Linked DNA regions of Homo sapiens: regions 1 and 3 are each linked to region 2. Evidence: read pairs that join two places in POLR2A ChIA-PET (ENCODE). Cell type or tissue: MCF 10A. All regions are shown on one strand. Links, peaks and the distances in the headings refer to the core of each region. The heading gives the core; the rest is flanking DNA.

Evidence for each region. ChIA-PET counts read pairs that join two places held together with the same protein. Peaks named below come from ENCODE experiments on the same cell type or tissue, not always from the same donor. Only the 100,000 strongest peaks of a DNase experiment are listed, where the experiment ranks them.
Region 1: POLR2A ChIA-PET joins it to region 2 with 5 read pairs; 4 of 35 experiments call an interaction of 5 or more read pairs at or near these places.
Region 3: POLR2A ChIA-PET joins it to region 2 with 5 read pairs; 4 of 35 experiments call an interaction of 5 or more read pairs at or near these places.

The regions. Positions count from the first base shown.
Region 1 is chr11:35,158,674-35,165,580 of GRCh38, reverse strand. All of the region lies in intron 1 of CD44 (CD44 molecule (IN blood group)), which reads right to left. SNORD164 (small nucleolar RNA, C/D box 164) reads right to left here and starts at 2,631; the gene lies at 2,571-2,631. RefSeq lists a silencer at 1-22. In MCF 10A, for the core only: no CTCF peak of the experiment used is centred there; no DNase peak of the experiment used is centred there.
Region 2 is chr11:34,973,168-34,980,074 of GRCh38, reverse strand. PDHX (pyruvate dehydrogenase complex component X) reads right to left here. Exons shown (of 11, transcript NM_003477.3): 8 at 1,893-1,951. Among named protein-coding and RNA genes, the nearest start is that of MIR1343, 35 kb to the right of the region's middle. In MCF 10A, for the core only: no CTCF peak of the experiment used is centred there; a DNase peak (open chromatin) is centred at 2,564.
Region 3 is chr11:35,166,153-35,173,059 of GRCh38, reverse strand. The region is part of intron 1 of CD44 (CD44 molecule (IN blood group)); the gene reads right to left. Among named protein-coding and RNA genes, the nearest start is that of SNORD164, 6.7 kb to the right of the region's middle. RefSeq lists an enhancer at 1. In MCF 10A, for the core only: no CTCF peak of the experiment used is centred there; a DNase peak (open chromatin) is centred at 6,229.

The DNA of each region.
Region 1 (6,907 bases), core at 687-5,686, 190 kb before region 2:
ATTGGGGCTCCACCCTCAGCAGAACCGAATGGATTAAAGTACATCAGGCTTTGCTATTCTTGCCACGTAGCAGTTTCCTTCACCAATTATAAAGCACTTTCACACCCAAAAGCAGCCTGTGAGGCCCAGAGGGTAGGTACTACAGACCCATTTAAAAGGTGAAGAAACTAATGGACATAAGTTTCACAGACTCAAAGTCTTACGGAGAGTTTGGTAAACCCAGATCTCAACTCAGATTTTCCAGTTCTGCTAATTTTCCCCATTCCCCTCTGGTGCTGCCTTTTCAACTTGGGTTGTCAACAGGCAAATGGGACCAGTGGAAGCATTCAGAGAGAAGATTGATGGTTTTCAGATGTTTCTTTCTCTCCCTGACATGATGTCTTAGGCACAACCACAGTATTTCAAGTGGTTGAAAATCAAGCTGAGCTAATGGGGGCTGGAGTGAGGGTGGAAGGGCAGACCCAGAGACTCAATCTACCAGATGCTCATTCTCTTCCAGCACCCACCCTACCCCATCAATTGTTCTGGCACCCACCACAAAGCCCTAAGAGCCTTGGTGGAAAAGTCTGGAAAATACTGTGGTAGGGGCCAATCAAAGTGACGATGGCCACCACTTAGTAAGTCCTGCAATAAACCAGGGGCTCCAAAGCATTTGGAAACCTAGGAGGGTAAATCATCCCATGCAACGGACATACAAACAGATGCTCAGAGCAATTAGTACAGCTCAAAGGCTGCAGCCCAAATGAAATATATTGTGCAAAAATGCTATCCATGAGCCAGGCTTAGTATTATCATTTTTGTATTCTTCCCTTCATTATTAAGAACACAAATATCTTGCAACTTAAAGTTTTTCATAAAGATTGTCCCTTGCTCACTCTGCAGAGGAGATAGCAAAGTTTGAGTTTCCAATCCTACTCTAAGGAGACTGGGCTGGGTAAATAGTGGACTTGGCCAGATTTATACAATCAAAAACTGCAGTTAAGACTTGTTGTCTTTGAAGATACAGCCATCCAGATGGAGAGAAGCAAAAGGTCACCACCAATTCCACCAGAGCCCAACTTCAACACACAGCCCACGGCATCTCCAAATTTGATTTTCTTTCCTCTTGCCTCTTTTAGCATCTCCTTAAGTGAAAAAGAAAAGATTCTGCAATGTATGGAGCTGCTAATTTGTGTCAGATTGTAGTCTATGTGCCTTAATAGATGCTATACCTTGAGAAGTCAAAAAATCACCCCCATTTCACAGATGCAACAAGTGAGGCTGAGTACAATCCACTCAGCATCCTGCTATGAATGTGGCAAGAGCCAGGAGTCAAACCCCAGGATAACACTTGGTTTCTGACATGAGTTAGCTAAGACTCAGTTTACCAAAGCTGTGCCTCTCTGCTTGGGATATGTGGATTCTCACCCTGGGGCATGAAATGTATGTGAATGGTGGGGTAATGGATGTGGCTGTAACACTAAGGCTCTGGCAGCTTCTACTGCTGAGCCCCCAGCTGGGTTTTCCAGTGATATTAACACTAATAGAGTACCTACTGTGTGCCAGGCTCTGTGCTCGGTACTTCACATGAACTATCTCGTTTCAATCCCACAGTAGTCACATGAGATAAGTACTATTGCGATCATTGAAACTTGATACATATAAGAAAACTGAGGCTGAGAGAGGTGCAAGTTTGCACCAGCAGGGGGTGAGGCAGACAAATCTCTTCTTTCTCAGGGGCCACATGCAAATGTCTCTCTCCTTGCTGCACCTTGACTTTAGGAGGGTACAGACAAGAAGCAGAATCATGCCTCTTCTCAGATAGTTTTAACATCTTGGGTTAGAATTTGCTAATACCATGCACATTTAGCTGGGGGGAGGGAGCTGATTACTACTTTTTCCTCCCAGGAAGTAGCCATGAGACCAAAGAAGACAGGGAGAATTTCATAGAGAAATTGGTCTTGCACTGGGATTTAAGAGGCTTGAGCCTAAACAGGGCTGACCCTGTAGGGACCACAGCAAGAGGAAAAGCTTGATGAATGGACTGGATTTCTGCCTGACTAGTATAGTCCTCTAATTCTCCTATGAAGGATATTTGTTCTTCCCAGGACAGATGCCATCTGGTTCGCATACTCCATAGATTGATGCTTTTTTACCCCTTTCCCCATACCACCACTATGATTCACAGGGTGCACAATGCCAGTCACACTCCAATGGGCACTAACTGCCTTGTAATCCTAGTGGCCTCTTCCCTGTTACTCAAAGAAGCTTATCCGAATGCAAGCAAGTGAGTGTGCATGTTTTTCTAGGAACAACCATGAGTTTCCTTCAGTTTAGAAAAAAAAAAAAAGGTAAATCATTCATAACCCTTGGCACTTGGTGGCCAATAGCTCTTACTTACAATTTACCTTACAACCACCACTGACTTACAGGTGGATTAAAACAGAACAAGATTCATGCCTTTAGGTTATCTTGCCTTCTTCAAATATATTAGCAATGAAGTGATGCAGCTGCAAAAATATTTATTTGCAACAACAAAGCATTACAAGTGACAAAGTAGAGCTCTAAATTTCCACTGATTTCAAAGTCAGAGGACTCAGAAATCACCAGGTCACATGTTGGTGACTCAATCTCTGTCTTTCCTCATGTTCCTCTTTTTCTATCAGATGCTAAAGCGAACATGGGTGTACATGTCTGTGTGTGTGTGCATGTATGTGTGTGTTTCTGTCTGTGTGCACAAGAGCATGCACATAAGAAGCAGGGTCTCCTTCGCAGTCCAAGAACACTACTGCTATTCACTCTTCAGATGTTTTGGGGAGTTACACAAACTTTCCCAAGCAGAAGCCCTACAGAGGGAGAAGCTGGATTGTGGGGATATTTTTAAAATGTGGGCCAAAAGGTTTCCAGGATTACTACAGTTCCAACTGCCCTGTGAACTAATTGCTTGTAATTCACACCTCTTCCTGAGCTTTCAATCCGTGAAATCTCATCTGGAACAACGGATGCCAGTCTCAAATGCCAAGCTCCAGAGAACTCATTTCTGACAAGCTTTTAAATCCAACTCAAGTCACAGGGTTTGGACCAAAATCTTTACCATTCCATGCTTAGCTGAAGCAGGCCAAACATAACTTCCTTCTTTTAAGGAGCATGATCCATGCAAAGATCCAGAGGCTTGGAAATGAAGGACATTACAAATGACCCTTGTGTGCAGTTGTCAAAGAAAATAAGGTCTTGGTTTTCCCTTAAATAAATGACCCTCATACATGACAGGAGACCATACCTCGCAAAAGCCCATTCTTTCACCATAGACATTGGTGACCTAGACCTAGACCTAGAACCATCAGGGTGGGAACAACTGGGTCTCTTTCTATGAAATCTGTGCCTCTTAAAGCACCATTAGTTTCCATAAAGCATGGTGCAAGGTGTCAATTCACAGCACCTTCCCTATGATATGGTTGATACAAGCCAGATACAATCTTGGGGGCTGGGGAGTCAGACACGATCTGTGCCCTCAAAGAGCTTACCTCTAGAGTGAGGATATAGTATACAGGTAAATGATTAATACATGAATACGGTAATTTCAGATACTCATAGTGTTACACAGAAAATAAAAGAGGATAATATAATAGAGAATGACAGGGCTCTTTTGACAGGTGGTCTGTATGTCTAAGGCTCACTCTTTTATGAACTCATGGACACATTTTACTTATTTATGGGGCTTTTTGTAGGCTCAGATACCTGGCAAAAGGAAATACACTCCTCTTCCCCCCCAGCACACAGATTAAATAAGATTTGGAATTCATCTTTGCCTCCCACAGTCCATAAGAAGATGTCCTTAGAATTCAGACTCAGTAGGGTAGACAAGGGAAACTTGGAAGGCAAAGGCTACAACAACTGAATGACCTGGCTTAAGGGATAAGAGTTCCATTTGGGTCACAAGCTGGGTAGAATTGGTGTAAGTGAAGCTACATCCATCCTTTCTGAGTCTTGACCAGAAAAAATTCAAGGCAAAATCCAATCAGAGACTTACAGCGCTGCCCAGCAGAGTGCAACTGTGATGTGTCCACTCCCAAGCCCTCTGAACGCTTGCAAGGCTCTCCTGACCCCCTGACATCTATGCCATCCATTGCTTCACAATTGCTGGTAACTGGTGATTGCAAGGATTTACCCTCATTGTATTGTGAGATTGCAGTAACCATATGGCTTGGATCGGAAAGATCCAAGAAAGACTTGGGTCCAAGTCCTGGCTTGAGCTCTTGTGGGATGTTATGCATGCTATGTTTTCTTAACCTTTAAGCCTCAGTCTCTTCATCAGTAAAATAAAAGTAATGCCTTCCTTATGGGGTGCTTTTTGAGTATTAGATGAAGAAATATACCTAAATCATTTAGCAAAGGACCTGACTCTCTGCAAAGAGCCTGGTACTTAACAGATATTAGCCAATCATCTCAAAGATTAAAGTGTATTAAAGGCAGCTTAAAAGTAAAGTGCCTCTTACTCTAACTTAATTCTTTATTAACTGGTCAACCACTTTCAGTATCCTTGGTTACAACCACTCAAGACCTCCAGGCTTCCTGATAATTAGGAGCCAGAAGCCTAATTATCCAATACATGGGCTCTCACTCTACATTACATGTGTTCTCTCTTGATAGAGAGGATAGATTGGAGAGAGATGAGAGAGAGAGAAAGAGAAAGAGAGACTTTATAAAACACCATTCTAAGGAGGATCCTGCCTCAAGTGTCCTAACCCATATAACCAAAGTGGGTTCCACTGGGACCATGCCTTATTCATCTTTGTGTCCCCAGTGTCTGCCATTTAGTATGGTGTACAATAAATGTTAACTTGGTTTAGTGGGAAGAACATTAGGTTGAAGGTCTAGTGACCTGGAGTTTTAATATCAGGCTTCTTACTGATAAGCTGTGAGTACTTACAGAAGTCACTTTACCTTCAGAGGCCTCGTTTACTTTATCAGACAAGAACAGAGTTGGATTTGAATATCTCTAAGTCCCAGCCAACCCATCCCTCTGCCTCTAGAAGAAGGCTACATATCTTTCTCACTTACGCTACAAACACTCAAGGAATCCGTGTGACTCTCTCCTACCTGCAGAGAAATGGCATTTCACTCTGGTGTCAAGGTGGTTATGGTATAATGAATGCGTCAGACAGGGTGGACTAGCCAGTAAAAAGAAACAATTGGCAAAACACAAAAGAAAGTGTTACCAGCATCCTGCTCTCAGAATACACCAAATAAACGCCTTTCAGCACGCAGATATGAGAACCTGCCCCATCGAAGCTGGAGGGAAAGAGTGGTTTCAATTAAGAGAAATGCAGCAGCTACTGATTCCCTTAGAGAGAAGCCTCCTAAATTGCTACACACTGTCCCAGTGATCCCTGCAATAAATTTCAGCATCTTGGGCCAATTTGAACCATTCTTCAGTTCTGAGACAATCCTCACCTGAGGAGCTGCTGAGTGGCCCCCAACTGAAAAATGAATGGGAAGCTGGGAGGCATCCCCCACCTGGCACCTTGATCTTTGATGGCCTTGGAGGCCCCATTGCCCCTGGGGAGAGTGAGGAGAGGAAAGTTTCCACCACCTCCTTTCCTGAAGATGCCTCCCAAGAGTTCTCAATTGTTTTGAGCTCCTCAATTCTCAAGGAGCCAGAAAAATCCAGTTTCTTAGGAAAAGGAGACACCTTGAACTTTCAAGGCTCCATTCTAGGGACAGAAGAACAGGATTAATCCCATGAAGCTGAATGGGAACTTGCAGTGTAGTGTTAAAAGGGAGAAGGAGCTCTGAATTGAATTCCAGCCCCACCATATAAAAGCTGAGACATCTCAGGCAGGTTACGTCCGCTTTATGAGCCTCAGTTTCTCTGCCTGTAAACTGGCTCTGATGAAATTCAGCCATTCATTTATTCAGTTGTCATTTGCTGCCTCTCTCAAAGAGAAGTTGATGGGAGTTAGAGAATAAATATACAAAAAGCACCAGTAGAGAGTCTGGATCATAACAGATAGTTAATAAATGTCCGTTTTTTTTCCCTTCTCCTACAGGAAGATGAAACCTTGGATGACTGGCCCCAGTCTTCCCCGCTGCAAAGGGGTCTCATAGTTTCTAATTTATGATGTGTTTGCACCATGAAAAAATCATCTGCACTTTGATAATCTGCTCTTTCATCTCAAACAACAGTCCAAAATCACACTCTAATGAAATTAAAAGCAGATGAGAAACCGACACACATGTAAATACTCCTATTAAAAGGTGCAAAAGCCTTACTCACTTCTGAGGTGTGGCTGGGAGTGGCCAGATCTTGTTTTCTTTAGAGGACAGCAGAACTAAGCAGCTAAAGGCAATTAAAGGTATTTTTGGAGATGAGAGAATTGATTAAAAACGATGGACACACTTTATGCACTCAGAAGCTGGCACCTCATTGGCAACCAAGAAATTCCAAGCTTGCGCTTCTAGGGAGGAAGTGGACTCTGGGAAACTCCAAACTTCTCAGAATGAAAAGGAAGCTACTCTGTTAAACTGCCTCTGGAAAGAGCCCTTCTGTTCTCTGGCCTCAGAGAACAGCACTGTAAGGAAACAATTGCAATGGGAGAGGGAGGAAAACACCATTTCTTCCTCCAGCCCCACCACCCACTGCCAGGACAGAAGGCAGGAAGAGGCTGATCCTGCTGAGACAAGCAGCCTTGGGGATTGACTGTAATTGTGCAAGTAAAGACAGGACCTGGAGTGCGTTTCCCAGTTCACTTTCACCAGCTACAGCAATAATCCTGCTTCCCGGAACATTCCATGCTGCTTCATTTGCTCAGCAACAGTTGTTCCAGGAAGCCTGTATGCACATAGTGTCAGCTTGCTGGTGTGCCCGCCCTGCCAAATTCAATGAGAGTTTATTGGCTAATGTTTTTCCCAGAAATGGGATGAAAAT
Region 2 (6,907 bases), core at 626-5,625:
TTTTTAAAAAAGCTGAAAATTAAAACAGATCAGTAATTATGGTGAAAGAAAAAAAAAAAGGGAAAGCTGCCAAGATCCCCTCCTCAAAATAGAAGCAGGTTCAGATATTTTTACTGGTGAATTCTATGAAACTAGAAAATATAAAAAAATTTATAATATTGAAATGTGTACAGAGGAAAGAAAAGAAGAAATAATCCAAATTCATTTAATGAAGCCAATGATTAGGGAAAAAAGGTCTGATAATGTTGGCACAAAATTTAAATTACCACTACTTATGACTCTGGATACAAACATTATCCAATGAAATATTAACGAATAGCTTATGCCCATTAGAGATTTATTTAAGGAGTGCAAAAATGATTCACAATTAATGATATCAATCACAATAATAGTCAATTAATTAAATCATTAATATAATTCAAAATATTTCATCAAAAGAGAAAAGTTATATGAATAATTAGATACTGCTGAAAGGGCATGCTTTTTAAGTTCTGTATTAATGTAATTTTCAGAATACAGAGTGCTAACCATTACACCATGGAACCCTCATTAATGTATTTTTCAAGAAATAAAAAGTTAATTATAAATGTACTTTAAATACAGTCTGTTAACAAGCAGTGATCCCAGAAAATAGCCTCGTTACAGAAAGGAGGCATGATGAAAAATAGTGCCAGGCAGGAAGGCAGGAAGCCTGGGTTCTAGATTTACAACTCCAGCCAGCTAGGTTTACATCACCTCCACTGAACTGCAGGCTCATATGTTCACCTGCCTTCCTGCCACCTCCACTGGAATATCTGTTAGGCTCCTCAAATGTAACATGTCTAAAACCAAACTCTAGATTCCTTAACCCAAAGCTATACCCCTCCCAGTTTTCCCAATCTTAGTACATGGAAAACTCATTCCTCCCATTGCTTGGGCCAAAATGCTTGTTTCTCTTTCTCACACCCCATATCCAATCCATCAGCAAATCCTGTTGGCTCTACTTTTGAAACATAACACAAATCTCCACTTCACCCTAGCTCCATTTGCTACCACATTTGTCCAAGCCACTGTGATCTTCTAAAGCCTCCCAGGGGAGCTCATCGTCTCCTCCCTTGCCTCTCCACAGGCTACATTCTACACAGCACCCAGGGCAGCCTCTCCTTTTCGTTTCTGAAGTATAAGTCAGATCACATTAGTTATTTGTTCAAAACCCTCCAAAGGCTTCCTTCTCACCCATAATAAAATCCCTAGTCCTCACCATGTCCAACAAGGCCTCATGTACTTGGGTTCCCCTTCATGCTCTCCCACTGTTATTTAAATCTTATCTCCCACCTCTCCATACTAGGCACATTCCACCCTCAGCACCACATCTTTGGTTAATGCGATCCTCTGCTTGCAGCCTTGGTGTTTGCTGGTCCCTCTGTGTGGAATGCACTTTTACCACATACCTATGTGGCTCACTCCCTCTGTTTTCTCAGGCCGTATCTAAATTATCGCCTTGTCAGAGGGGCTTCCCTCGCTTCCCTTTTGAAAAATCACCCCTAGTTACTTTGTCCCCTTATCCTTTCTTTTTCTCCTCAGCACTTTCACCATCTGACATATAATAGTGTTTGTCTCCTCCAACTAGAATGTAAGCCCCAGGGACAGCAGAAATCAAGTAAGCTTTTGTTTACTGCTCTATCTCTAATGCCTAGAATAAATGGTTTTCATCCTGCTCTAATTCATTGTGAGCCCTTTTGATTTACAGTTTCTTCATTTGTAAAATGAGGGAGATCAAACGATAGGATATTTTTAGCAAGACAATTATAAAATTTTTGTGATTTAAAAATAAGAGTTCTATTTGTCATTGTAAAAATTCCACGACATGAAACTACTTAAGAAGACAAAATCATTTGAAGTCTGCTACTTACTTTAAGGGTAACAGCTGCTGCCTTGATGATAAAATCATTTACTGATACTTTAATGTCATCTGAAAGAAAAATAAGGTTAGTAAAATTAGTATTCCTAATATAACTTTAACATTGACCATTACAACTTCAAACTTGTAAATTATGGAATGTACTGACAAACAATGATAAAAAATTACAAGCTTTTGTTTGCTTAGTCAATAAGGTTCCCATGATTAGAAAAACTTGCATTATATGAGGTCCTGGATCAATAATATTAACCATGAATGTAAGTTTACTTCTGGGCCTTGGTTATCAATTTTTTAAATTGCTTAGATATCATACACAAGAACCTGAAGGACCCATTACAAGCATAATCAGAAAAAAAGAACTAACTCCTATGTCTCGAAAAAGACAAATGATCTCTCTGTGGTGTGTGCAGTCAGGAAGTTTACAAGATGATTCATTTTCTTCCTCGTTCTTTTCAAATACCCTTATTCTCTGTATGCTTTATAACATACTGATTATACTAGAACAGTGATACATGTAGGTACTTTATATATAAACAGTTATATATACACATATGGGAAAGTGTTCGAAAATTTCTTTTTACTAATGGGGTGTAGGTGAAAAAAAATTTAACTGCTTTTTAACTTAACAAAACAGGATATAACAAAAGCCAAAGATGAAGCAATGCTGGCATAGGTCCTAGTGTGATTAATAAAATGAGGTTCTCCATCCATAGTTTTATGGTGAATGCATTTGAATCAATTTCTTTCCAGTATACATAATGATTTTAAGATAAAGCTGGGGTCCTCCCACTTCCTACGAGCTGATCATAACTAAAGTATTTGTTTATGTCTTTGCATTTGCCACTGGGTATAACAGTGTTAGAAAATGTAAACAACACTTGATTCTTTCTTGCAAGAGCTTATAGAAAAAGACTCTAAGATCTAGATCTAGTCAGTGGTATGTGGCAAAAAACCTATCCTATTACTAAAGTATCACGGAATTTTAGGTGAATAACAGCTCATTCCAAAGGCATCCTGGAGACTACAGAAAGGGATTAGATGAATTACCATAAACCTAAATACTGTCAAACTGTCACGATAACTGTCAGCTGCAAAGTATCAAAGCTCCTCTAATTCAGAATTCCAGAAATATATAAACATTTTTGCTTAAAACCCCTTTAGGAATAGAAATATAAATGGACTTACAGTGCTTACAAGCTTTTAATGATAACCACATAGAAAGATTTGGTTTGTACAAATTCAAATGTAACAGTTCATGAACTTACTCTGCTTACCTTTCATGGCTCTCTCAGCTTTCTCTTCACTTTATCTACTTACCCACAGGTATTCACAGTGAAGACTTCTAAAACCATCTGCCAGCTAATGACCCCCAAACCTACCACCTAAGTCCACAGTCCTCACTTAAAATTCTGTATTCAGCATACTCCCACATTTAGGAACATTCTTGAGTTGAATGAAATATATTCTTTTACTGGCTCCTATGTCACTATACTCTCCTGGTTTTCTTCCACTTTCTGCCCACTCACTCATTTTTATTCCTTTCCTCTCAATGTTGGCATCTCCCCAGGCTAGAAGTTCCAGTTCCAATTCCAAGGTTTTGATACCATTTATATAATGATGACTCTTCCAAATTCTACCTCTAATTCTGAGATACTGAGGCTTCAGACTTGTATATCCAACTTCTCACATGAAATTTCTACTTGCATCGCTTACAAGCATCTCAAATCTAACATGTGTAAAGTAGGTTTCTCTTTGAATTCCTTTATTTTTAACTCTTTATAATGGAGATTTTCCAAACATATTGAAAGGAGATGCTGTTACATTTACTGAGTAGAAAACAGTTTGTAAGGTAATATCAAACATTCTCATTTACACATTGTCAAGACAGAAAAGCAAAGTGTGAAGCATGCATACAGAATGTTATGTATTGTAACTTTATATGAGAAAGAGGAGTGAAGATAGATAATGTGGGGTGTAAAGATTTTTAAGAAAATTCCTAATTACCAAGGTGTACCAAAACTGGACCATGCAAAGATAATAAACTAATCCATATCTCCTCTGAAATATTACTGTTTTCTGCCTTATTAGAGTAAGAAAACAGGAAAGTGATTCCCATATTAACCTCTATATCATGACTAAGCAAGTATGATCTGAGAACTACAGGAGTGTTTCCAGGGTTCATTTTTTAGAAACTTCTCACTTTCTTTAAAATAGCTTTCCATTTAGTTCCTTGAACTTTTAAAAGCTCTCAAGTTGTCTTTATATGAAATCTTGAAACTCTGTATATAAACTGATAAAAGTCCTGCTTTCACCTGGGATGTAGAAAGTTGCAAAAGAAAGCTGTTCCCATCCTGACAGGGTGAAAGAAAAAGCAGGATAAATTACAAAATCGTAACTTTTCTTGAGCTCATTAGGGAGCGGAGGTTACAAAGCAAACAGGTGAACTGAATGCCAAAGAGTGATAATCCACTCAGAGGAGAGACAAACACAGGAAGTAAATACCCACTGTCAGAGTACAGGAGTAAAGAGGGCAGAGTATGGTACAACATGCATAAACAGATGGCGACTAGCAGCAGAGAAATGGAAACTAAAAAAACATTCAATTGGAAATCCAGAGGGGAAAATCCATGCTAACCAAGATAAAAAATATATATTTTGCTAAGCTTTGCAGACACAGCTAAGAAATCAGTGAACTTGAAGCTAGGTAAACAAAAATTATCCAATATGAAACATAAAGAGAAAAAAGAATGAACAAAAAAAATAGAGCATTTAAGAGCTTTGGGCAATTCAAAAAGTCTAACATTTAAAATTGGAGCCCCAAAGAGAAACCACATGGAACAGAAGATATCATTAAAAATAACTGGAAATTTTTCACAATTAAAGGAAGACAACAAACCATACATCTAAGAAGCTGAGAGAAACCCAAACAGTAAATACAATAGAAAAAAAAATCTAGGCATACAATAGCCAAATTGGTAATGCAAAAATCTTGAAAGCAACCAGACAGGTGGAAAACATCATATACAATGGAACAAATATTAAGAACGGCAGCAGACATTCTAAGACAGAAAATAAAGAAATAGTATCTTTATTTAAAGAACTGAAACAAAACCCCTATTAACTGAAAAATCTATATCCAGCAAAAATAATTCTTAAAAATGATAAAGATATATCCATTAGGGTGACTACTATCAAAAACCAGAAAATAACAAGTATTGGCAAAAATGTGGAGAAATTTCAACCTTTGTGCACTTCATTTTTGTTTTTGGAGACAGGTCTTGCTCTATGAGCCAGGCTGGAATTAAGTGGTGCAATTATAGCTCACTGTAACCTCCAACTCCTGGGCTCAAGCAATCCTCCCACCTCAGTCTCCCAAGTAGCTGGGACTACAGGCATATGCCATCTGCCCGACTAGTTTTTCAATTTTTTTGTAGAGATAGGGTCTCGTTCTGTTTCCCAGGCAGGTCTCGAACCCCTGTCCTCAGCCTCCCAAAGTGATAGGATTACAGGGATGAGCCATCATGCCTGACCCATTGGTGCGCCATTAGTGGGAATGCAAAATGGCACAGCCACTAAGGAAAACAGTATGGTAGCTCCTTAAAAAATTAAAAATAGAATTATCATATAATCCAGTAATTCCACTTCTGGGGATATACCTAAAATATTTGAAAACAGAGACACAAAGAGATATTTGTACAGCCACGTTCACAGCAGTATTATTCACAATAGCCAAAAGGTAAAAACAACCTAATGTATTTATCCATTAACACATGAATTAACAAAGTAGGGTAGATACATACAATGGAACACTGTTCAGCCTTAAAAAGGAAATTTTTATACATTCTGCAACATGCATGAACCCTGAAGACATAATGCCAAGTGGAATAAGCCAGTCACAAAAGGACAAGTACTATATGATCCCACTAATATGATGTACTTAGAATCATCAAATTTATAGGAACAGAAAGAAGAATGGTGATTGTCAGGGGTGGTGGGAAAGAGGAATGAAGAGTATACAGAGTTTCCATTTTGCAGGATGAAAAACGTTCTGCAGATGAATGGTGGCAATGGTTGCAAACAATGTAAATGTACTTAATGTCAACGAACTAACTGTACACGGAAAATGGTAAGACTCATGTTATATATTCAACTACACTTTAAAAAATTGTTTTAAAAAGGAACAATGTGAAAGACAAAATAGACTTTTTCAGACAAAAACTGAGAAAATTTATTGTCAGTCAATCTGTACTATAAGAAGCATTAAAGGAAGTTCTTTGGGTAGAAGTATAATAGCAGACAGCACTTTAATTCTATACAAAGAAATGAAAAAAAGTACAGATAAATATAAAAGACATTTTTTCCCTCATTTTAAAACTCCAAAAGAGTTTATTTGCTAAAGCAAAAAACATTAAACATGTATTCTGGGGCTTACATCATATATAGAAGTAAAACATGACAACAGCAGTACAAAATATGAGAGGGAGGAAGTGCAAGTATATAGTTATGAGGTTCTTATATTAAACATGGAGTGGGGTGTAATACAATTTGAAGCCAGGCCGTGATAAATTAAAGAATTACATTGTAAACCCTAAGAAAACCATTGCAAAGCAGGTAAGAAGAGAAAAAAGAAGATAAAATGAATAAATACAATAGAATGATAACAAAATAAGTAACCAAAAAGATAAGGAAAGAAGAATAAAAGAGGTGGGACAAAGAGAATGCAAAGAAAGAACAAAATGGTAGATTTAAATCCAACTATCCCATTAAATGTGAGCGGTCTAAACATCTTAAGAGACTAAAGAATTGGATAAAATAGCAAGAACCAACTACACGCTGCCTTCAAGAAACCTACTTAAATAAACATATTTACATTTAAAAAGTAAAAAGATGCAAAAAGATATACTATAGAAACACGAGTCAAAGAAATCTGCAGTGGCTACAGATGTGATAAAGAAGGCTTGAGGATAAGGAATATTACAAGGAATAGATAAGGACATGACATAATAA
Region 3 (6,907 bases), core at 1,338-6,337, 190 kb before region 2:
GAGGAACCAATTGAGGCTGAGACTTTTCAGTAAAATCCCTTGAGTTTCATGAGTTTCAGCAAAATCCCTTGAGTTTCAGAAGCCAACATAACTTCACTGACAATACATGCATCCATTGTGTGAGTGTGTCTATATGACGGGTCTTCCAAAAGTTCCATGAAAAATACGTGCTATGAAAAAACTATACATAGATTTCAAATTTTTTTTTTTGCACCAAAATAAACTCTCACTAACTTGATATATCTGAACAGGATCTAGTTTGAGGCACTAACAAGGATAAGACATGTTTGAAAAGATCCTCTCTCAGAGCAACATGAATTCTGCTAAAATTGAAGCAAGAACACACACCAAAATTTTTGGTGAAGCTTAGGTGGAAGAATGAAAAAATCATTGATGCTTTATGAAAAGTTCATCAGGACAATGTCCCAAAGAAATCAGCAGCTTACAAACAGATAACTTGTTTGAAGAAGGGACAAGATGATGTTGAAGATGAAGCCTGCAGCGATATGCCATCCACATCAATTTGGGAGAAAAAAATTAATCTTATTTGTGACTTAAATGAAGAGGACCAATGATTAACAGCAGAAACAATGGCCAGCATCATAGACATCTCAACTGGTTCAGCTTACACAAATCTGACTGAAAAATTAAAGTTGAGCAAACTTTCCACTCAGTGGTTGCCAAAACCATTGTGCCCAGATCAGCTGCAACCAAGAGCTGAGCTTTCAATGGAAATTTTAAACAAGTGGGATCAAGATCCTGAAGCATTTCTTTGAGAATTATAACAGGAGATGAAACATGGCCTTATGTGTGTGATCCTGAAGACAAAGCACAATCAAAGGAATAGCTACCAAGAGGTGGAAGTGGTCCAGTCAAAGCAAAAGTGGACAAGTCAAAGCAGGTGGACCAGTGTAGAGCCAAGGTCATGGCAGCCGTTGTCTGAGATGCTCAAGGCATTTTGTTTGTTAACTTTCTGGAAGGTCAAAGAACGATAACATCTGCTAATTATGAGAGTGTTTTCAGAAAGGTAGCCCAAGCTTTTGAAGAAAAAATGTATCGAAAAGCTTCACCAGAGAGTCTTCCTCCATCATGACATGACAATGCTCCTGCTCATTATTCTCATCAAACAAAGGCAATTTTTTTGAGAATTTCTATGGAGAAGCCATTAGGCATCCACCTTATAGTCCAAATTTGACTCCTTCTGACTTTTTTTTTTTTGTTACTTAATCTTTAAAAATCTTCAAAGGGCACCCATTTTTCTTTAGTTAACAATGTAAGAAAGATTGCATTGATGTGATTAAATTCCCAGGACCCTCAGTTCTTTAGGGATGGACTAAATGGCCGCTATCATAGCTTATAACAGTATCTTGAATGTGATGGTGCTTATGTTGAGAAGTAAAGTTTACATCTTTAAACTTTTATCTTTTAATCTCATTTTTCCATGAACATTTTGAATTCTCCTCATACTTATATGTTTGTATGCAAGTGAGTGTGTGGTTGTATGTGCATGTGATCAGCCAAGACAGGATGAAACAGACAAACTCAACCTTTAGCCTTCCTAGATGTGAAGGCTTAAGCAGGTTCTGACACATTGTAGGTATCTGCAAAGGGCTGCTGATTGGATGAAGAAATCCTATGCAAAGTAAAAATTCCACAGCTTACATTTATCTTGATCTCATGAGAAAGTCCAACTCCTAACCCTGACGCTATTTAGCTACTTAGGAGTTGCAAGAATGGTGTCAAATACTTCATTTCTGGTCAACTATCCTGTGAATGTTCACAATCCTTCTACTCTAGGTCCCTCTTGACTTAAAAGGAGCCAACATTTTCAAGGCTGTGTGTCATTCAAACCCTGATAATTTATGAAGACATTTCATCAGGTTTCCTTGATACTAACGCAAACCCAAATTATTACCCGGGAGGATATTAATAATGCCAACAGCAAGAGCAGTGGCTAATATTTATTGTGCATTCATTGTGTATATGCCAGGCTCTATTTTAGGCACTTTAGAATTATTTACTCATTTTATCCTTAAAACATTCCTATGAGGTGGGTAATATTAGTATCCTCATTTTCCAGATGGAGAAACTAACACACAGAGAGGGGAAGAAATAAAGAAACATGCCCAAACTCACAATGAAGTAGAATTAAGGCAAGGTTAAGATGTGAATAGCCATGGACCACAGAACATTGCTTGACAGAGTGCCAGTGTCTCTGGCAATGGTGCTAGCCATGCTGCAAACCACTATAGAGAGGCAAGACTCCTCAGATGTCTGTGTGTCTCTCCTGAGAAACAGAGAACTCTGTGATTCAGGATCCACTTTGATTCAAGAAGCTAATACTAAATGGCTGATTGCATCTCTCAAACAAGCCTTTCTGGCTGGAAATAAACCAAGAATGTTTTCCGTTGAGCCCTCTGGTCTCCAATAAATCTCCTGCATCATGTAATGAATAAAATGTCCCAAGTGCCTCCCTCTGAGCGATAAATGAGCTCAACTGAAAACACTGACTGTTTGAGGCCACTTTTGGATTTGGAGAGGAGACTTCCCGTGGTAGAAATGCCACCAGGCCTTTAGCACGCTCATTACTATAGGGCTGTGGGCAGCACAGAGGGGTCATGGAGACCAGTGTCCCAGTGTCTAGGAACCTTATCTCCCTACCCACATGGGAAGAGGTCTGCTAGGGAGCTGTCAGGAAGGCGAGAAAAAGGAGCTCTGAAAGAAGGTTTTTTTGTCCTATAAAGCTGGTCTGTAGTGCCAAACTTTTATGAAGGTCAGTAGTTCAACCTAGTTAGGACCTCCTCAAACCTGGTTCAATTCCTGACCCTGCCACTCACTTTAGGTGACACAGGTTGTTAATTACTTAACCTCTCTGACTCTCCACCTCTTCCTTGATGGGATGACAATGCGAACCTGTCAGGGTTTATGGGACTATTACATGAAATAAGGTATGTCAAACACTTGATATGGTGTTTGACACTTAATAATCAGAGCCAATGAGCATTGCACACTTATTAGGTGCCTTATGTACTTCAGCTAATTTAATTCTCATAAAAATGCTATGAGGTAGGCACTATTGCTAAACCCATTTTAGAGATGAGGAAACTGAGGCACAAAGTGGTGAAGTCCTTTGCCCAATGTCATCCAAGTGGGAAAGTCAGGATTCTAACCTCTATGCTATGTTGCCTCCTATTCAGGCTCCTGGTTACAGGTACTATGCATTCTCTCCTGGATAAACCATCACTGATCCCAAATGCCATTAATCTCATCTATACTGCCCCCTAAGCCTCAGATCAAGGAAAATAGATCTCTGATAAAATTGTCCGAGCACATTTCAAAGCTTTGCCTAGATTGTAGGGCCTGCGAGGAATAATAGCTTCTTGGTCCACCCCAGTTATTTCTGAAGTTGTAGAAAATCACAACATGTGCTGGGAAGAGAGCACTGTGTAATTTTCACCCAAGTTGCCATTATCTACGTCTTCCCAAACTTTCCTGAGAGGTGAGTGGCCTGGTACTAGTATTGGAGCTGGGCTGCAAGGGATTTTCAATATGGAATCCAGGAGCTGGTCAATACATCCATGGACCTGTGAGATTATATGCAAGATTGTGTGTATGGATGTGTGTGTGTGTGTGTGTGTGTGTGTGTTTAGGTAGGGCAACATCTCTGGTTTTCATTGGTTTTCAAAGTCTGTGACACAACCAGGTAAAGAATTACAAGAAATTATTATCTTCAAGGTCTCTAGTAACCAGAAATTCCAGCATTCTGAAATTTTGGAACTTCTCTGTGGGCTTCGTTGACAACAGAAATGGTGTCTCCCTTCTTCACAATTATATTCCCAGTACCTAGTACAGCCTCCCATGGTAGGCAAATGTTGAATGAAATAATGAATTAATAAATGCTCTCTTTCTGCCCCCAACCCCCGACAGGCTGCAGTCTTATAGGGTGCAAAAAGATCACCTATCAGGTTCCTTTCCCACATCATATCTGAGGAATCACCAGCTGGTGTTTGCTGAGAATTCCTTATTGGATACTTAAAATGTCTTTAACCCAGAACTTTGCTTCTGTGAACATTTGCTGTTTTCCCCGAAAGCAAATGTTTCAGAGACCAACTTTTAGTTTTGTAACTGGCTTTGTCTGTCTGAATGTGCAAGCTATCATCTCAGTTACAGGACAGTATGTTCACATACCATCACAGGGCCATTTCTGAGGCCAGATCTCCTAGGGAACATGGCAAACACAGTACATTCCATATGAAGACCACCCAAAGACAACCTACAGTCATACTATGCCCAAAGAGAGGGCACTGTCAGTTCTCCAGACCAGACGTCTCCAGATTCTGCAAAATGAGTTAATTTGTTTTCTAACTTGAGCCACCCAGGTGTGCCTGATCCCTATTTGTCATCTCCTCAGGAGGGATGAGGCAGAATTAGATTTTTGGTTCCAGATTAAGCTATATGTAAGGAGAAGTTGCTTTATCATGAAGATGAGAATAAAGCCAGTTCCTGCTACTCAATGGTGTTCTAATTCCTGCAGCTCCTGGTCCATAACCACAGTGAGCACTCACTGAGTGCCTAGTCTGGGTTCAAGGTATTCAGCACTTTACACCTAATATTTCACTTAATTTTCCTAACAATCCTGTGTGGCAGGCATTTTTATTATCCCCATTTTACACAAGAGGTAACTGATTCATTGAGAAGATGTAAGTAACTTGTGCTAGTCACTGGGGGACCTGGGTTTCAGACTGGGCAATCTGGCTGATCATTTTCCAGTGTTAAATTCCAACTTATGCACAGGTCAGACACTGAAATGACAGGAAGCCCACTTACCCTTCATGTGATTTTTTAATAAAGTGTGGAGAGGTGATCATGAAAAGAGAGCCCTAGAGAGAAGAATTTGAGCTTATTGAATATTATTTTAAGATCAGAAGTCCCTTGATTCTGGACCACAAGATAGGGGCCTTTACCAAGGCCTGGTAAGGCTTCAGTGGAACAAACTTCACTAATGGAATTTTCACTCTCTCTCCAGAGAGGAGATTCTGAAGTCTTGACCTTGACTGGCTTTCCCCAGCAGTGGGCTGACTGCTTCTCTCTGATTCTGCCTGTTGGTCTTCCCATCATACTCTTGGGAATTTAGAAAGCCCAAACCTAGTCGTAGCCCCCAGGCCTCCTGCCCTTTACAGCCTGAATGCTCTCTCTACAATTAGGCAGGGCTCTTAGGAGAGGACTCCAGGACTTGGGGTTGGCCCAGGGTTGGGTCACCAAGGACACAGGCTGTCCTTGTGACATTACGAGATGTCTGCAGCCAAACCCAAAAATCTAGACTGACCAAGCTAAGGCTCCAGGTTGATGTAGCTGGAACATAGCTCTCTGGGTGGACTGCACCCAAAGTGATTGAGCTCCTGGGAGTCAACCACACACAAACCACTTGGGCAGCCAGAAGCACTGGTAAGCTCTCCAAATTTTTTATTTTTACAGTGTTTATCATTAAAAAGCCAGGATTCTATTTCTGTCCTCTGATTTGCTGAGCTCATGTCCAAAACAGATTGCACAACTAATAAATCTTACTGAGCTGGTTCTGATCAGAAGTAGGAAGGGAAAAGGACAAGGTTTTGTTGTTTTAAAGCATTATTGTTAATTGGATTATCTATTTTTAAAGCCAGGAGGCACAATGGGAAGCTTCTAACCAATTTCTCTTGTGACACAGGAGAAAATAAAATCAAGGATAGCCGAGTATGGTCCTCCAGCAAGTTAAAAAACAAAACAAAACAAACAAAAAACAAAAACAAAAACACACACACACACACACAAAACTCAGTGGTTCATAATTGCAGATTTCTGACTCCTACACCAGTGCTGTTGCTACTGATCTATCTTTCATAAGAGGTCTGAGCAAGCTGCTCTCAAAAAAGCCACAACTCACTGTCTTAATAGGACACGAAGAAGTCATTTTCTTCTTCATTTGTTCGAAGGCTTCAAAGCCCAGAAGTTTTCATCTGGGAGTCTTTCTAGCTATTGTGCCCTCTGCTGCCCCCCAGGCCTGCCAGTCTAGAAGGCTGGCACATCACTCGCCCCCATCTCCTGATGCCCATGTGATGGGCTCCTGGTGAAAGGGTGTATTGTTTAGCATCCACTTCTGAATGAGGCCAGAATCACACTTGGTGGCCGAATCGCCTTTGGCTGCCCAGTGCAGACCATGAGTCTTGAGTGACTCAGTCTCTCCCGGAATTGCCCTGGAGGCAGATGAGGGTTTAATGAGCAGAGAAAACAGTCATGCACAATCATACCCAGAGAATTTCCTCCAGAATGTGCCCTGGGTTGCTTTCAACTGAGCTATTCATCACTTGGCACTTAGAAATGCAAGGCACCCCAACGTCTTGGCGCCTGGCTGGACCCCCTGATTTCTCTGCCTTTTTTCCGTGGAGCCTGGAGCCTGTCATGGCAGTCAACGCTGAACCAACATGGAGGGGCCTGTCACATTGGAGAAGAATCCCAAGGGTTCTCCTAGCTGTTACCCTGGCCCTTCAGCCAAGGCCACCAAATGATCAACCCAATGCACAGCCTAGAAAGCTCTTGGGTTGTTTTGAGAGTTTGGAGAACAGTACTGTCCCTGTCTCCTAATGGGATGATGGGGACTTGGAGGTGAGGGTATGGAGAACTGTTTAACCCCCCACTCCTGGTCCTGGATCCAACAGAGTCTTTCTGGCAAAAGAAAGTATATGTCCCAGAACTGTTGCTTCACTGCACCAGAATTCTGTAACACCAAGTAGTCTTTGACGAGTGCGTCTTCAGGCAGAGAAACCACAGTACCCACCCCTGTGTGTTGCCATGGTGATCAGGAAATCCTCTGGCCTCACGATCTTTGTTTTCTGCTTTTTCGGATCTTATTGATTTAGCAGATTGACTAGCA